2 separate regions of the Homo sapiens genome follow, and region 1 is linked to region 2. Evidence: read pairs that join two places in POLR2A ChIA-PET (ENCODE). Cell type or tissue: PC-9. All regions are shown on one strand. Links, peaks and the distances in the headings refer to the core of each region. The heading gives the core; the rest is flanking DNA. Region 1 has its middle 12 kb from the start of PLEKHG3. Region 2 has its middle 76 kb from the start of PPP1R36.

The links. ChIA-PET counts read pairs that join two places held together with the same protein. Peaks named below come from ENCODE experiments on the same cell type or tissue, not always from the same donor. Only the 100,000 strongest peaks of a DNase experiment are listed, where the experiment ranks them.
Region 1: POLR2A ChIA-PET joins it to region 2 with 5 read pairs; 3 of 35 experiments call an interaction of 5 or more read pairs at or near these places.

The regions. Positions count from the first base shown.
Region 1 is chr14:64,689,931-64,695,163 of GRCh38, reverse strand. No RefSeq gene overlaps it. Among named protein-coding and RNA genes, the nearest start is that of PLEKHG3, 12 kb to the left of the region's middle. In PC-9, for the core only: no CTCF peak of the experiment used is centred there; no DNase peak of the experiment used is centred there.
Region 2 is chr14:64,623,002-64,628,489 of GRCh38, reverse strand. No RefSeq gene overlaps it. Among named protein-coding and RNA genes, the nearest start is that of PPP1R36, 76 kb to the right of the region's middle. In PC-9, for the core only: no CTCF peak of the experiment used is centred there; a DNase peak (open chromatin) is centred at 2,919.

The DNA.
Region 1 (5,233 bases), core at 234-5,233, 67 kb before region 2:
AGCTGTATACACATTGCAATAGCTCTCACATGATGAGATCCCAGCTGTTTTCTACCTTAAAATCATGTTTCCACTAATTTTCTAATCCCCAAACATTCAATGAGGTCTGTTATATGCCAGACATTATGCTGGCTCCTGCCAGGAACACAAAAGCATCAGACCCTGTCTCTGACATTGACCTGGTGGGAGAAGGTAGCAAACTGTAAACAGTAAAATTATTAAAGTGCCATGCTACACAATGAAAGCAGACATCCTATAAGACAGTTCACAATTCCTTGATAATCATAATTGGTAATAGAAGGCAAAAGGTAGAGAGTTCAGTGCAGGCAGAGATGGTCAGAGAAGGCTTTGGACGGGGAGGAGTCTAACCAGGGTCTTGACTGATGGGGAGGATTTGGGGAGCTGAAGAGAAGGAAATATCCAGAGCAGAAGAGTTTCAGGAAGGCAAACCCGTGAATAAGATTGGCCTCTGGGTCACTTGTAATTTCAGTCTGGCCACAACCTGAACTTGGTCTTCAAACAGAGGCATCCTCCCCAAAAATTTTCTGGCCTGGTGACCCTAATACTTTCGCAGCAAATGACAGAGACTCAACTCAAACTAACTTAAACAGAAAGGGCATTGATGGTCTCATAACTGCAAAGTCTAGGCATAGAGGTCTATTCATTTGCAAAGTATTACAACACAGTTCGTTCTAGGAGCCCTGATAATATTTCAGGGCTCCCTTTTCTCTCCCTTTTGCTACTCTACTGAGATCTACTTCACAGGCTGGCTCTCCTGGTAAGGCAAGGAGGATGGCTTCTGGCAACCCTACACTCATAGTCTCTGAGCTTAGCAACCCAGTAGAAAGAGAGGAAGTTTCTCTCTGGCCTCTCTTCTTAGCTCCTTCTTGATATCCTAGACAAAGCAGGTGAAATGGGTTCCCTGGGGAGGCCTGAAGTTGGCTGTCACATAGGAAATAAATGGTGCCATGGGAGTGGACCCAAAAGACTAAAAGGACAACCTCTGGCTGGTCTGGGGAAGAAAGCAAGGCTATGATATCTTGTTCTGGAAAACCTCATCCCTGTTACAAACTCCCCAGAAAGACACAGGTCCCTGCTTCCTGCCAACCCCAGTGGCCAGAATCTTTTCACAGAGTAAAAAGAATTCCCAGGAGAGCCTGTGTACAGACAGCTGCCTACCACAAGGCACTGCAGCAGGGGTGGCACCAGCATAAACATCCAAGGTCATGTGGTGTTTTAGGAAAGGAACCGAGATCAGAAGACCAGGTTAGGCTGGCACATGCTCACAGCCGAGAAGGTGCCTTAAATGGATTTGGTGATGAGCAGGTAAGCAGAACAGAAATCCCTGCTGCAGGCCAGAACTCAAAGGGCTTGGGGGGCAGCTTTTAAACTATAGATGTCACACTCAGAAGACTTCAGAGCCTAACGCTGCCCTGGACTGAATATTAAGTGGATATTGAAGGCATTTCCACCCTGCTCATTCTCTGCTTTTGAATTCTCAATAGGCAGTGAGTTCCGGGCCCCACAGCCTAATGGAGTAGCAGCTTCCAATTCTCCAGGTCAGAATAATAGAGGAGAAAAGGGAGCAGAGGCTCAGGGCAGCAATGTCCTACAGAATTTTCCACGATGGTGAAATGTTCTACATCTGCAATGCCCATTGCCACATGTGACTATTGAGCACTGTGGCAACTGGGTGCAACTGAGGAACTGAATTTTTTATTCTATTTAACTGAAACTGGTTTAAAATTTCAATAGCCAAATGCAGCTAGTGACTGTATGTTACACACTAAGCCTCAGTGAACATCCTTCCTTTACCTACCTCCAGGGCTTGGAAGAGAAAAAGACAGGATAAATTAGAACAGAACATCCCAATCGGTGATCAAGCCAGGAAAAGCAGATGGTGTAGAATGGGAAACAGGGGAGACCATAGTGTCAACCTTCTTCCTAGACACAGACACCAGCTGCCTGAACTCTGGCAAGTGTTCAGAATTCTGAGAGTCACTGCCTCGGAAAAGGACTTCAAAAAAGGTCATCTGAGGCTACCAGGTGGCCCCAAAACCATGGTCCAGTGAGGAAGGAAATACCTTCCACACCTTCCAATAGCCCCACAGGAAATCTCCCCCATGATTTTGGAGACCCCACATCCCATACTCTTCCTCTTCTATGGAAAGTATCTCACGCTGTGCCTGAGGACCCAAAGTCACACGTCCATGTCCATCAATAGTCCAGTCCCTCCAGGATTTCAGTTATGTGTGTGTTAACTGAGTGCCTCCCAGATCAGCAGAGGAAAAGCTGAACTTAAATAATTTCCTGTCCAGGAACAAGCTGCCACCTAACACAGTGGGAAACCATCCAAGCTAGATAGTAGGAGTGATGCTGGGCCCCACCCACAGCCTCCAGCCTAGAAAGGGACCTGCTCTATCAGGACAGCCAGTGACTAGATGGATGGGTTCTGCTAACCCAAGAGAGACCTAAACTAGTCCTGAAAAGACTAAAAGAAACAGTGAATTTATAAGAAAATAAGATGGTTACTTCCATTAAACTCAGATCCCAGCTGCTCACAGCCACCAGAAGCCAGACCAGGGCACTGGGCTGGTGGGGACAGGGCTGGGAGAACCCGACTGTGGGAAATACTGCAGAGGCTGATGGATGACAAAGAGGACCATGTGCCAGGCTGATGTCAACTTGGCTCCTTTCTGTGCACCTTCCCTGTCTCACTCTTCCTCTAGCTTACAGGGTGAACCATCCCAAGAGGTAGGACCTTGACCAACTCCCAGCTGTGAGGAGGGTGAAGGCAGGACCTGAGCTCATGCCCGGGCTTGCACTGGCACAGGAGGGACTTACACAAGTTCTGAGCTTTCTCTGACCATAGCTTCCACATCTATTTGGAGGTGTCCTTTTTAAAAAAATAAATTAAGCTTTCACAGCCATATTCATTGCAGCATTATTCACGATAGCCAATAAGGGGGAAAAACTCAAATGTCCATGGATGGTTGGATGGATAAAGAAAATATGGGCCAGGCGCAGTGGCTCATGCCTGTAATCCTAGCACTTTGGGAGGCCGAGGTGGGCAGATCACAAGGTCAGGAATTTGAGACCAGCCTGGCCAACACGGTAAAACCTCGTCTCTACTAAAAATACAAAATTAGTTGGGTGTGGTGGCGCACACCTGTAGTCCCAGCTACTAAGGAGGCTGAGGCAGGAGAATCACTTGAACCTGGGATGTGGAGGTTGCAGTGAGCTGAGATCATGCCACTGCACTCCAGCCTGGGCGACAGAACAAGACTCTGTCTCAAAAAAAAAATTTAATTTAAAAATTAAAAGAAAATATGATATATGTATACAATGAAATATTATTCAGCAATATTATTTGAGAAGAATATTCCTGAAACATTATTCAGGAAGAAAAATCCTGTCAATGCTACAACACGGATGACATTTGAGGATAATATGCTACATGAAATAAGCCAGTCACAAAAGACAAATATTGCAGTATTCCATCTACATAAGGTATCTAAAGTAGTCAAACTCATAGAAACAGAAAGTAGAATGGTGGTTTCCAGAGGCTGAGGGGAAGGGGAAACAGGGAGTTAGTCTTTGGTGGATACAGAGTTTCAGTTTTACCAGATGAAAAAATTCCAGAAATCTATTACATAACAATGTGCATATGGTTAACACTACTGAACTAGAGACTTAAAAACTGATAAGATGGTAAGTTTTATGTTTTATCACAATTTAAGTTTTTTTAAATAAAAAATCCAGCCTGGGCAACACGGTGAAACCCTGTCTGTACAAAGAACACAAAAATTGGCTGGGCATGATGGTGCTCACCCATAGTCCCAGCTACTCGGGAGACTGAGGTGAGAGAATGGCTTGAGCCGGAGAGGCAGAGGTTGCAGTGAGCCTTCATGGTACCACCGCACTCCAGCCTGGATGACAGAGTGAGACCCTCTCAAAAAAAAAAATCATCAAGCTTTTCATATATTCTCTTATCATACATGCCCATTATGAAAAATGTGGAAAATTGGAAAAGTACTTCTTGCACTTTTTTTTGTTTGTTTGTTTGTTTGTTTTTTGAGACGGAGTCTCACTCTGTCGCCCAGGCTGGAGTGCAGTGGCACAATCTTGGCTCCCTGCAACCTCCGTCTCCTGGGTTCAAGCAATTCTCCTGCCTCAGCCTCCCAAGTATCTGGGATTACAGGCACCTGCCACCATGCCCAGCTAATTTTTTGTATGTTTAGTAGAGACGGGGTTACACCATGTTGGCCAGGATGGTCTCGAACTCCTGACCTTGTGATCCGCCCACTTCAACTTCCTAAAGTGCTGGGATTACAGGTGTGAGCCACCGCGCCCAGCCTGCAAGTTTTATGAATATATAACCTGCCCATCATTTAAACATGATATAATAAGAATAGAAAAAAGCCATAATTCTCCGCCCTACTCTGGGCCTCCTCTCCAGAGACAATCATTTGTCTCTGGACAAATGATTTTTCTACTTTTAGATCATCATTACCCTAACACCAAGTAATTTGCTACTAAATTTTTATCTGTCAACTTCAGATATCTACGACTCCTGCCTAAGAAAGATGAGGGTGTTTTGTTTTGTTTTGTTTGTTTTTGAGATGGAGTCTCGCTCTGTTGCCCAGGCTGGAGTGCAGTGGCGCAATCTCGGCTCACTGCAAGCTCCACCTCCCGGGTTCACGCCATTCTCCTGCCTCAGCCTCCCGAGTAGCTGGGACTACAGGCGCCCGCCACCACGCCCAGCTCATTTTTTTTTTGTATTTTTAGTAGAGATGGGGTTTCACCATGTTAGCCAGGATGGTCTCGATCTCCTGACCTCGTAATCCACCCGCCTCGGCCTCCCAAAGTGCTGGGACTACAGGCGTGAGCCACCGCACCGGGGCAGATGAGGGTGTTTTTAAAATTTAATTTAATTTAATTTAATTTAATTTTATTTTATTTTTGAGATAGGGTCTCACTGTATCACCCAGGCTAGAGTAGAGTGGTGATATCTCTGCTCATTGCAACCTCTACCTGCTGGGCTCAAGCGATCCTCCCACCTCAGCCTCTCAAGTAGCTGGGACTACAGGTACATACCACCACAATCAGCTAATTAAAAAAAATTTTTTTTGTAGACACAAGGTCTCACTATATTACCCAGGCTGGTCTCAAACTCCTGGCCTCAAAGCAATCCACCCACCTCAGCCTCCAAAGTGTTGGCATTACAGGCATG
Region 2 (5,488 bases), core at 292-5,291:
CATTGCTGTGTGCATATCTTCCATGTGCTTGGGGATGTAGCTGAAGCACATCCTAGGGGTCAGTGTGGTGGTTCAGGGTGCTCTAAATGCATAGGTGACACTACAGAGATCCCATGGAGGGGAGCGGAAACTGCCAAAGGCTGTGTGTTGGGTAGGGAGTAGTCATGGCAGCTTCTGCACTGAGCCCTCCCCCAGTGGCTTCCTGGGGCTCCTTCATCTGCTGGACCTAGAAGAACTGTGTATCGTTCTCCTCGACATCGTCCCATCTAACACACCCTCCTCTCTGCCTACTTGAACCTCCACTCATCCTTGGAGACTTCGCTTGAGTCCCCCACTGAGGAGTCTTTTGTGACCACTGCCTCCCCATGTGAAACACACTGCTCTTTCTATGGGACTTGTATTAATCTGTTCTCATACTGCTCTAAAGAACTGCCCAAGACTGAGTAATTTTTGTTTGTTTGTTTGTTTGTTGAGATGGAGTTTTGCTCTTGTTGCCCAGGCTGGAGTGCGATGGTGCAATCTTGGCTCACTGCAACCTCCACCTCCTGGGTTCAAGCTATTCTCCTGCCTCAGCCTCCCAATTAGCTGGGATTACAGGCATGAGCCACCACACCTGGCTAATTTTTGTATTTTTAGTAGAGACAGGGTTTCACCATGTTGCTCCTGACCTCAGGTGATCCACCCACCTTGGCCTCCCAAAGTGCTGGGATTATAGGTGTGAGCCACCTTGCCCAGCCGAGACTGGGTAATTTATAAAGGAAAAAGGTTTAATTGACTCACAGTTCCACATGGCTGGGGAGGCCTCAGGAAACTTACAATCATGGTGGAAGGGGAAGCAGGTACCTTCTTCACAAGGTGGTAGGACAGAGAAGAGTGAAGGAGGAACTTCCAATCACTTATAAAACCATCAGAACTCGTGAGAACTCACAAGAACAGCATGGGGGAACCACCCCCAAGATCCAATCATCATCCTCCCTTGACACATGGGGATTACAGGTCCCTCCCTCGACATGTGAGGATTACAATTCAAGATGAGATTTGGGTGGAGAAACAGAGCCAAACCATATCAGGACCCTTTGTGTTTACTGTGTTTAGTGCAAGCCATGCCGTGTGCAAAGTGAGCCTCATGCATTAGCTCATTTAATTCTCACAACAACCTTTACAATAAACAGAAATGATGATTATCCTTCATTACAGATAAGAAAATTTAGGCTTAGATAAATATTTAAAACTTCATCTGCCTGAGGCCAGGACCCATGCTTTTATCCACTTCTCTAAACAACCTCTCTGATTCTGCCCAACTCCTGCAATGCTTTTTTTCCCCTTAGTTAAAAAACCTCCTGTGGCCCTCTTGAAGACAGGTTCATATCTGATTCATTTTTGTATCCCAAACATCTATTATTGTGCCCAGCATATAGTAGGCACTCAGTAAATGTTAAATGGATGGAGTGATCTGGAATTTGGGCTCTGCAAAAATTTTGCCATGACTTTCTCCAGGTCATAACCTTTTAAAAAGGCTTCTAGCCTATATCAGGGTAAATGCTTACTTAATTCAATAAAAAGTATATATTTACTTAGTACCTACTATGTGACAAGCACATAGGTCTCCAATACTCCTGACAAAGGAACTGTAAGTGGTTTTTACACCTATGGGAACAGTAAAGATGGTGATTCTCTTTCCCTTATCATGCTTCTAACATAGCACAGTGGATCCCCACCCCCAGACTAGAGGTTACAGCAATAAATAAAACAGCAAACCCCTCCACCTCACCCTCTTGAAGCTTATATTGTCTTTTCATTTGAAGAAAGCCTCACTGGGCACCTCCCCTTGGCAGTGCCATTATGACACTTCTTGCTGATAGTGTTTGTATTAGTCCATTCTCATGCTGCTAATAAAGACATACCCAAGACTGGGTAATTTATAAAGAAAAGAGGTTTAATTGACTCGTAGTTCAGCAGGGCTCGGGAGGCCTCCAGAAACTTAACAGTCATGGCAGAAAGGGAAGCAAACATGTCCTTCTTCACATGGTGGTAGCAAGAAGTGCCAAGCAAAAGGGGGGAAAAAAGCCCTTAAAAACCATCAGATCTCATGAGAACTCACTCACTATCACAGGAACAGCAGCATGGGGGTAACCGTCCCCATGATTCAATTACCTCCCACCAGGTCCCTCTCACAACATGTGGGGATTATGGGAGCTACAATTCAAGATGAGATTTGGGTAGGGACACAGCCAAACTGTATCAGTGGTGAAGACTAGACCTGTCCTCTTAGAGTTATCATACAATCCAGATGAATAAATACACAGGTAAAAATAAAAGGCAACTCCCACACAAAAACCAAACTACAGTGGCTCCCGGCTCCCAGCTCCCAGGCAGGCTGAGAGCCCCAGGGCCACTGGCTCAGGTGCATGTTTTCCTGAGCAGCCCTTCAGACCCGGCAGAGGCCCTCACGGAGCAAGTCGGGGGGCACTCCCAGTGTTCTCCTCTGGCTTCACCCCTCACACATGCTGGGCTCCTGCCTCTTCCTCCCTCCTGCTCCAGATCCAGAAGAAGGGCCTGGGCAGGCCCCGTGGTACTCCTGACTTGCCTGGGCTGTTGTTAGCATAGAGATCAAAAAGAGAAAGTGCAGCCAGGGGGTGCGGGGAGAAGCTGGTGAGCCGAGGCAAGAGCTGGCTCCGGAGTTGGCAGCAGCCAGGACACCCAGGTCAAGTGCAAGGAAACAGCGCAGAGGCACTGAGACCGACAAGAGACCCAAGGTCACAGAGCTCACCGCGCATGTCCTTCCTGTTATTTTCCCTCCATGTGCAGAGTTTAAAGTATGAAATCCCTGTAGCTGTGAAAGCGGGGAGACATAAGAGTCTGTTGCCTCAGGGAGAATCTTACTATTGGATTACAAAGGCTCAATATGGAACTCAGAGGGTGGGGCAGATCAGCTCTGGATTCTTTCCTTCTATTTGCCTTTCTGCCCCTACCTACAAGACAAACAGAGCAGCCTGTTGTCTGACCTCCTCAAGCCTATAAGAGTCTCTGCACAAATCTTCACCATTCTTCGGCAGCTCTTTCTGGGGTATCTTCCTGCCCCTCACCTTCCACCCCGGCTAGCCTTTGGCTCACCCTCTGTCCAACCCCACACCTGACCCCAGCTTCTGAAATGAGCTATTCTTATTTCTGAGACTATATATGCATGTATTGGGTCACTTGGGGCCAGCGTGGGGGAGCTGGGATTTAGGGGCTCCTTCACCTTCAGGAGTTCAAATCGTCATTTGATTTAGGGGTAGGCCTGCAGCCTAACAGGGTTCTGTTATTTGGTTAAACCAGTTGAAGCAGAAAGGAAGCATTTCAAAGTAAAGGAAGGGGCCACAGCGTCAGCCCCTGGAAGGGCTCAGCTCACCCTCACTTTCACACAGTGTAGAATAGCTTGATTGTTTTCCTTCCTTTCTTGAATAACTCTTCCTTAATTTTTTTTCCCAGAGATAAGTTCTGTCCCCCAGGCTGGAGTGCAGTGGCGTGATCATAGCTCACTGCAACCTTGAACTCCTGGGCTCAAGTGATCCTCCCACCTCAGCCTCCCAAGTAGCCAGGACGACAGGTGCATGCCACCATGCCTGGCTCATTTTTTAAAAATTTTTTGTAGAGACAAGGTCTCACTATGTTGCCCAGGCTGGTCTCAAACTCCTCATTACAAGTTATCCTCCTGCCTTGGCCTCCCAAAGTGCTGGGATTCCAGGCGTGAACCACCACGCTCAGCCTCTTGCTTGATTTTTTTCTTTCTTTTTTTTTGAGATGGAGTCTCACTCTGTTGCCCAGGCTGGAGTGCAGTGGCACAATCTGGGCTCACTGCAAGCTCCGCCTCCCGAGTTCATGCCATTCTCCTGCCTCAGCCTCCTGAGTAGCTGGGACTACAGGCACCCACCACCACACCCGGCTAATTTTTTTTGTATTTTTAGTAGAGACGGGGTTTCACCATGTTAGCCAGCATGGTCTCAATCTCCTGACCTCATGATCCTCCCTCCTCAGCCTCCCAAAGTGCTGGGATTACAGGCGTGAGCCACTGCGACCGGCCTCTCTTCCTTGATTTTTAAGACTCAGTTCAAAGAGCTCTTCTGATTCTCCTTCCATGAGCCCTCCAGGCCACAGTGACCTCAAACTGCTCTGAGTTTGTAAAGCTGTCCACCGCATATGCAACAAATGTAACTCCATATTGCTGTGCGTCTTCTCCTGGGTTGAGTATTGATCTGTTCTTGATCAGCTTCATGGGTCTATGCTGAGACTATGTTCTGACTGCACAGTCTAGGTGGTGAACTACTTGGGGCAGAGGGCAGACCTCTACCTTTGTGAATCTCCCACGGCCTCTTGGCATCTTGGCAGGTATGGGGTAAATATCTGCTTCCTTGTTGATGGATGGATGATTAAAGATGGAAACTGGCTCCGTCATTTGATTGGCTTTTCTAATAAGATAGGGAGGTGGGTGGCACTTCTGAAAATGACCCATATCTTGTCTATTCTTTGCTTAATGTGCTGTTTCAGCAAAAACCAAGGCTGAACAGAAGCCTAGAGGGGTGGAAATTACAGGGAAGGTTGTGCTTTTTTAGGCCCATGTTCCAAAGTGATGATAAAACATCCAACTACACTTCCATTCCTAGCTCAGAAACCACAACAGATGGAAGCGGGTGTGGGCCATAATTAGTGCCCGAGGTGAGTGAAGAAAGCCAGGAAAACCTCGTCAAAGGAAATCAGCCTAGAGAATAAAGGCTCCCTGGGTTTGCTTTGGAAGAAAGGACAGGGGATTATGTCCTTGCGCCTTCAAGAACAAGAGACCTGGCACTGGATTAAACCATCCAAATAGTAAAACCAATAATTATGTGTTGTGGGCAGGGCCAGCCTGGTTTCTCAGTGCCACATCCACTTCCTGTGGTGCGTGGCAGGTCTACAGGGAACGGCAATGCCAAATTTCCTCAGCTTTCTTTTCAGTGCAGGGAAGTTAGAATAAAGCCAGAGAGTGTGGCTTGAAGATACAAAGCAAGCCACTGAGAAGATCATTTGAGCAAGACGAGCCAGGTTTCAACCAGAATGGCTCGTTCTCTGTGATCGGTTGGCCGAGCCGGGGACATGCTCTGGTGGTGGAACTAGTCTGGGTGAAAATGATTTGGAGGAAGAAGACCAAGGGCGGGAAGTGAGTGAAGAAGCAACTGCGTATTTCGGACAAAGAACGGGTTTGGCTGACTTCTCGATCTTTCCCAAGGACTGCACGAGAACATTCAGGAATTGCTAACCTCTGGGAGAAGTTTGGATCATGGTTCCTGCCCTCAGCCATGGCTTTGGCATCAGCACCCTCTGTCAAGAGAAATGGCTCATTTCCCTTTGTCCCACAAAGTCAACTTAAAAAAAAATGACCTAATTCAGCAAAATTAGTCATTGGCTACCTTCATATACAGGAGCTATGGGAGTGGGAGGTACCAAAGAAGAAGCTGTGGCTCTCACCATGTTG